3 separate regions of the Mus musculus genome follow, and regions 2 and 3 are each linked to region 1. Evidence: chromatin loops called from intact Hi-C (ENCODE). Cell type or tissue: heart. All regions are shown on one strand.

The links. A loop is a pair of places that touch in the nucleus more often than their neighbours do. Peaks named below come from ENCODE experiments on the same cell type or tissue, not always from the same donor. Only the 100,000 strongest peaks of a DNase experiment are listed, where the experiment ranks them.
Region 2: a loop joins it to region 1, with 2.7 times the contacts of the local background. A loop is called at or near these places in 6 of 42 quality-filtered maps.
Region 3: a loop joins it to region 1, with 3 times the contacts of the local background. A loop is called at or near these places in 6 of 42 quality-filtered maps.

Annotation. Positions count from the first base shown.
Region 1 is chr5:21,140,402-21,142,901 of GRCm38, reverse strand. The region is part of intron 2 of Gm42222 (a long non-coding RNA gene); the gene reads right to left. Among named protein-coding and RNA genes, the nearest start is that of Gm42222, 3.6 kb to the right of the region's middle. In heart, a CTCF peak has its summit at 1,417 (motif pointing right); a DNase peak (open chromatin) is centred at 1,451; H3K27ac peaks cover 860 bases.
Region 2 is chr5:21,010,162-21,012,661 of GRCm38, reverse strand. It overlaps Ptpn12 (protein tyrosine phosphatase, non-receptor type 12), which reads left to right. Exons shown (of 18, transcript NM_011203.3): 7 at 918-977. Among named protein-coding and RNA genes, the nearest start is that of Ptpn12, 44 kb to the left of the region's middle. In heart, a CTCF peak has its summit at 1,554 (motif pointing left); no DNase peak of the experiment used is centred here.
Region 3 is chr5:21,006,243-21,008,742 of GRCm38, reverse strand. All of the region lies in intron 8 of Ptpn12 (protein tyrosine phosphatase, non-receptor type 12), which reads left to right. Among named protein-coding and RNA genes, the nearest start is that of Ptpn12, 48 kb to the left of the region's middle. In heart, no CTCF peak of the experiment used is centred here; no DNase peak of the experiment used is centred here.

The DNA.
Region 1 (2,500 bases):
TTTTCTAACTTGAACTCTAATGCCATGAGTGCTACTGTTCAGAACGTTCTAAGGTGCAGCATAACGACATAAGCCTTTACATCTAAGCACACAGGAGGCAGAGGGAGGCCGGCTGGTTCTGGTTTCTGCTAGTTTGAGGCCAACCTGGTCTACATAGTCAGGCCTACATTGTGAGACCCTGTTTCAAAAAAAAAAAAAAAAAAAGGAAAAGAAAAAGGAATATCCTAAGAAGAACAGGACAGGAGGCTATTGCCACTACCTGGTAAAAAGTAAGAATGACTTGGAGCAAGCACCTGTGTTTGCTATGTTTCATATGTTTTCATGTTTGTTATTCTTCTAGTATAACCCAGTGTAGTGGGGAGTAAGAGATGGATGAAAGATTGTGTGTGAGGGAGAAAAAGAAGTACAGGCCTTGCGTCTCTCACTATATCGTTCTGTGTTTCACATGTATCCCCAGACACACAGAATTAAAGGGAAAAGCAACTTGAACATTTAATATGTTTGCTCACTTAAATCTTCCAAATTATTACAGCTTCGTGAAAACGTTTAAAAATAGGACTCCAAAAGCCAGTTATCACCACTTTGACAATAAATTTATATTTAGGCCAAGGCAATAATAATAGAACATGGTAATTTTTTTAAAAGGCATGAGCAATATCTTTGAAATGCAGAGTCACTAAATAATGACTGGTTCTGAAAGGTGTAATTTTAAACCTTCCCCTCTGCTGGTGCTATAATTAAAAATAAAAGTGAATCTAGATAGTTGCACACAGGTCTGAGTCACATTGGGACATATAATTTGCTTTTCTTACGAATCTGAGACCAAAGCCTCCCATTATTTGCTAAAGATTAGAAGGATATACTGATTATTTCTCTTGTTAAGACACACAACTTAGTGGAGTTAAATGTTGATTCGGGGGCGGGGGGGGGGGGGTTGTCTGTCAGCACCACCCGGTTGGCACCCTGGTGCACTTCACTGTTTACAGAGCACTCTGGCTGGCTCTGCTATCTCACTGAGCATTCACTCCAGACCTATTCAGGTCTTGACTCTGCTGTGCAGAAATGCAAGCTAGTGTGGAGCTGAGGGGCTTACACGGATGTCCTGTTGGGGCATCCTCCCTCTCCCAGAGCTGGAGACCAGTCAGCCACTTCTCATACCCTTGCAACCTGAATTCTGTTCCACAGCTGGATCTCAGGGGAAAGTTCCCAGGTCAGCAAGACCACCAGAAGAAAAAGCACCCGTGTAAAACTACTAGTCAGGGTAGACTCTTAGGAGAAGAGACACTGTTGCTGGTACTTAATCCCGGAAAAAAACAAGACACAAGTCTCTTGTGGGTCAGCCAGTGGCTTTACTTGTTCGGGTGGTTGCCATTGCTGCTAACTTTGGTCTCCTCGGTTCCCCTTCACAGCTTGTCTGATTTGGCAGCTCCACCAGAGGGCAGGCAGGGTGGGAAGAGCACTTTCAATGCTTAGCTAAAAGTTGCAAAAGGCTAGAGAGGGCTCAGGGGTTACAGGAGCTTCCTGCTCCTGCAGAGGACAGGGCTTTATTCAAAGCATTCGCGTACAGCCCACAGCTATCTGTAACTCCAGGTCCACAGCTATCTGTAACTCCAGGTCCACAGCTATCTGTAACTCCAGGTCCACAGCTAGCTGTAACTCCAGGTCCAGGTCAATGCTTCTGACCTCCGCAGGCTCCTGTCCACACAATCTGACCTCCGCAGGCTCCTGTCCACACAATCTGACCTCCGCAGGCTCCTGTCCACACAATCTGACCTCCGCAGGCTCCTGTCCACACAAGGCACACATACTCTGGCACACATGCGTACACACAAAATAAAATAAATACACAGCTTAAAAATTTTTTTAGAGTTGGAAAAAGAAATCTTGGGTCATTTTCTTAATTTAGATGTTGGTGTCTTTCTACATTTTAGTTGCTAATGTGACTTCTGTCAAAAGTCTCCCAGGTAAAGCTAGATTAAACAGTACAATGAAATCATCTCAGAACGGGAAAACAGAGTTTTATTACACTTCTATTAATTCCCATGGCTGGTTTTCCTAGTGGACATGAAATGTTAAATGTTTTAAAAGGAGTGCATACAGGCACGGAAGAAAATAGACAGATAATGCAGAGCGTAGACAACTGGCAGGAGAGAGAACACAGCGGCCAGGGACCATGGAAAACAGCCCACTTTACCACCATTAAAGAAATACATGCTGAAAACAAAGTGTCAGTTCTCATCTGAAATGACTTAGCAATAAAAGCAAGAACTGCTAGTAAGGGTGTGATAGCTTTTCATGTATTTTAATAATATAAACCACTACCATCTTTCTGAAGAGAAATCTAACCATACAGGGATTAATCCTAACACCTGGCAGGGCAGGGCATTCTTGTAATTCCAGCACTCAAAGGTTGAGGCAGGAGGACTCCTTAAAGTTTGAAGGTAACACACACACACACACACACACACACAGAGAGAGAGAGAGAGAGAGAGAGAGAGAG
Region 2 (2,500 bases), 130 kb after region 1:
GGAGTTAAACTCCAGTTCAGATACTACCACAGTAGAAATTTGAGAAAATGAATGAAGTGATTCCCATGCTAGAATTATAGTGGATGTCTATTTTATTAATGAATAGCATATATTGTCCTTGTTAATGACAGGACTAAACTGTCTGTGGTTACAACTAACAAGGCAAAACCAAGAACTCAGCAGCAGACAAATGTCAGGCTAATAGACTCAAAGCTGTGCATGTTCAACCATAATAAGGTAATAACTAAGGGTTTTTCTCCCCACATTGCTGCTCATTTAGATTGAGCGTTGAGTGTGACAAGGGAAAGAAAACGTGGTGAATGTGGGATGCGGTGGCAGACAGTAACTGACATTCCTCTGGATTGTTTCCTTAAATGGTTTCGGGGATGATTGCCACTTCAGTATTCTCTGTTAGATGATAGAGTCAGGATTAAATAATCACTGACTAGACACTTTTTAAAGCCAGTAAGTAAAAATTAGACAAAACAGTAGGAAGCAAAGGGGGTGGCTCAGTGTGTTAGGTGATAATCCTACCTAGCATGCTCAAGGCCTTGGGGCTTAGTCCCTACCACCATTTTGGGGAGGAAAAAAAAAAAACACTTAAATGGATTACTTTTAGATTTTTAAAATAACTATTAGATACATCCAAAATTCTAAATGCTAATTTTAGGTTATGGACCTTTACGTATTTGTGTGTCTGTGGGTATGCCCACAAGCACTTTTTGTTCGTTTGTTTGTTTGTTTGTTTTTCAAGACAGAGTTTCCTCTATGTAATAACTCTGGTTGTCCTGGCTCTTTGTAGACCAGGCTGGACTCGAACTCACAGAGATCCGATGCCTGCCTCTGCCTCCTGAGTGCTGGGATTAAAGATATGTGTTACCACACCAGGCTCAATTCACAAGCTTTTATCTTTTTAGGAAAATGAACAAGCAAGAACCGACTACTTCATCCGAACACTTTTACTTGAATTTCAAAATGTAAGTAATTCCCATTATAGAGTAAAAAGAGTTCCTATTTCCATTCATCTTCATTCTTCCCATCTCTCCCCCTCCTCCTTCCCATTCTTGCTGGGAGTCCGAGTCTTGCTGTTATGTAGTTTATTTAGTGAGTGTCTTGAGCCTTATGCTGATCAAACTGTGTAATAAAGCAGTCTGAGGTTACTTTACTTAGGACAACAGAATTTTCTGTGTGTGTCTTGCATAATTATGCTTTCTTTGTTGCATAGTTTTCTTCTATTAACACTTTGCAGATTATTGTTTTATTTATTACTCACTTGTACTCAGAATTTTTTATAAAGACAAAACTAAATTTTCATTTAAAGATTGGGATATAGCTCAGTGGTGGGGGCCTTTGTCTAGCAGGTACATAGGTTCAATTCCCAGCACTATAAGAAGTTAAAAAGTGAGCTGGAGAGATGGTTCAGCAGTTAAGAGGACTGACTGTTCTTCCAAAGGTCCTGAGTTCAAAAACCAGCAACCACATGGTGACTCAACCATCTGTAATGAGATCTAATGCCCTCTTCTGGTGCATCTGAAGACAGCTACAGTGAACTTAGATATAATAATAAATAAATCTTTTTTTAAAAGAGAGAGAAATTAAAAAGTAAATATTAATTTAGATTTAAATTAAAGTATCTTCAGGCTGTTGACTTAAATGTTTCAGAGTCAAAAAATGATAATTTTTCAGGGAAGAAACCAAAGACATGTATAAAAAGACATTGGAAAGATGCTTGTCAGCTTTTTTCTCCTCTATTATTAGTCTGTCTTGGTCACTGTGTTAGTCAGGATTTCTATTGCTCTGACTTAACACCATGAACAAATACAACGTGGGGAGGAAAAGGTTTGCTCAGCTTACACTTCTATGTTGCTGTTGAGTACTGAAGGAGGTCAGGATAGGAACTCAGACTGAGCAGGGACCTGGAGGCAAGTGCTCATGAGAGTTCATGGGGGAGGCCTGCTTACTGGCTTATTTCCCATGGCTTGCTCAACCTGACTTATTATAGAACCAGGACCACCAACCCACAGATAGCATCACCCACCATGAGCTGGGCTCTAGCTATTGATCACTGAGAAAAGGCCTTACTGCTGAATCTCATGGAGGCATTTCCTCAACTGAGGCTCCATCCTCTCTGATGCTAGCTTGTGTCAAGTTGACACACACAATCATCCAGTACAGTCTTGTCACAGCATTCTTCCCAGCTCATTGTAAGGCTACCTACTTTCTGTCTGGCAAGCGACACACAGTCTTTCTTCTCACTGACTGGACTAATGATAGCCCTTTAGTTGAGTCATTTCTTTTACTCAGGTTGCACATTTTATCTCTAGTTAGTACCTTAACTCCTACAAGTGTATCAGATATATCAGTTATTCTAACTATAAAAGTATGTATTGCATAGATAAAAGGGATTTGAGAAGTTAAATAATTTGCCTATTTAGTAATTGACAAATATAGAACTTGCATATTGGAACTGAAACCCAAGCTCTGTTCTTTCTACTGACAT
Region 3 (2,500 bases), 130 kb after region 1:
CGAGCATTCTTTTTTTTTTTTTTCACCTTTTAAGGAATTATGGTGGGTGATATTTATTGTTAAATATTCTAATCTCCCCACTTTTTTTTTTTTTTTTTTTGAGAATTGAAGGCTTATCACTGCATCTTATGTAGGCCAGGCTGGTATCAGACTTATTAAATAGCCAAGGCTATCTTCCTTGCCTCCACTCTTCTGCTTGGATTATAGATGTGTGCTATGATACCTGACATAGCATTTTTGTAGTAAGTTAAATATAAACTGTTGGTATACATTTACTGGACATCTTTATTAAATTGTGCTGTGTAGCATTGCCCAAAGTAATGACCTGCCCCTTAACAGGCTTAAGTTTAGCTATATCTCTGTTAAACTGCTCTGTAAAATGTTTTCACTCTTTCCAGGTAATACTAAGTTCCAATTAGTCTTTGCAAATTTAGTCATGTTGAGACATAAGAAGTCATGTAAACACAGCCTTCAAATTCTGCCATTCTTGAAGGGGTAACTAATTTTGTGTTCCGAGTGCAGGTTAGAGGTTGTGTTAAATAAGAGCAGGTGTTTTTAACTGAGCTCATTGACCTGTTTTTATTGTCTGATTATTTTTCCTACTTATAAGCCATGAAATATTTTAAATGAAAAGCAAAGAAACATTCCAGTTGGAAGGAAGATAGCCTTAATTTTTTTTCATATCTGGGAAATTAAGAATGTGTGCCTAAACATTTATAGGATTTTTATGTCCTTAAATATTGTGACTTCTTTGTTCCCTGTCTCATCTGACAGACTTTCTACTCCAGTAAACTCCGTATTATTTATGATAGAACTAACGAGCTCTGAAACACTTTTCAGAAAGGTTTGTTAATGTTCTGTGGCTTCTTTGAATGACCACTACTCTTTTTTTAAAAGGCGGGGTCTTAATAGCCAAGGTGAGCCTTGAACTTTTACCTCCCCATTCCTAGGATACCAAAGAAGGAAGAAACACCTTACCTAACTTAGTTTTAATGTAAAATTATTCAAAGGCTCCCTAAAGTGGCTCATGCCTATAATCTCACTGCATAGCGACTGTCGGAGCCCAGCCTGGGCCGCAGAGTGAGACTATGTCTCACAAAGACGAAGAGAATTAACAACAATACAATCCTAAAGGAGCAAACCAACAAAAACCCAAAAACCAGGGAGACAGCAAAGGAAACAACTAAGCTAGGTTTTAAACACAGGAAAAATAGCTGCTACTTGAATTGTATGTTTTTTCTATTGCTGTCATAAAATATCATGACCCAAAATAAATTTAAATAAGAAAGGGTTGACTTAGCTTACAGTTTCAGAGGATGAGTGTGCATAATGTTGGGGAATAGCCTCAGCATCAGAAAGTAAGGCAAGGCTAAACCCTGCAAGCCTACCAATATTTGTCCTCCAACAAGGCCCCATTTCCTAAAGGTCTCATGTTACACCAACCTCCTAAAGGGGACCAACTGGGGACCAAGTGTTCAAATGTGTGAGTCTGGAAGACATTACTCATCTAAACCACCTCATCCATGCTTAAGGTCTACATTTATAGTGTATAGAAAAATGTTAGGGAGAATACAACTTTTAAAAGAATAAATGTTGAATCAATCATAAAAATAGAAGGTTCACAGTAGTTTACAGTATAATCATGGTTATATTGTACAGTAATGTATAAGATATTTCAAAACCTAATTTTAGAATTTCACTAGATAAATATGTATGTTTCCAAGTAGTATAAAATTTACTTGATTCCTTAGGCAGTTTTTCTATTTTCTATCTTGATATTTCAAAAGACCTTAGAATCAGAGTTTCTCAAAAATCACACTAAATTTGTCCTGCTAAACTATTTGTATCTGTAATTGAATTTTACTATAAGAAATAAATAAAGAAAACACAGCACGGTAGTTATGCCTGTAATCCCAGCATTCTGGAAACTGAAGCAGGAACATTATGAGTAGGACACCAACATGAGTTCAATTCCCAGCAACCACATGGTGGCTCACAACCACCTGTATTGAGATCTGATGCTCTCTTCTGGTGTACTCATATAAATAAAAATAAATCTTTAAAAAAAAAAGAGAGATTATTGGTTAATTACTTTTTTAAAAGGTTGATTTATTTCAATTTTGACTTTTCTTACCTAACTGGTGTCTTTTGATTAGTAAAGAGAGCTGCCTCCAGGAGAATTGGTTTGCTGGTAGATATACAGAAACCATCTAACAAATTACTAGATTAAAACAATCTTTTCATAGTTAATTAATGGTGGTCAAAAAAGAAAGCTTTTGTTCTGATATTGAAAGATAAAGAAATGGTTTAACTTGATTTTTTTTAACAACTTGTTTGAAATTATTTCCTGTTCCATCCTGTTATTCAGCCAATAACTATAATTCATAAGTCTATTTCAGTAGGGTTTTTCTAGTTTTAAAAATTATTTACAGGGTGGTGATGGTGGTGCACACCTTTAACCCCAACACTTGGGAGGCAGAGGAGGATGGATCTCTGAGTT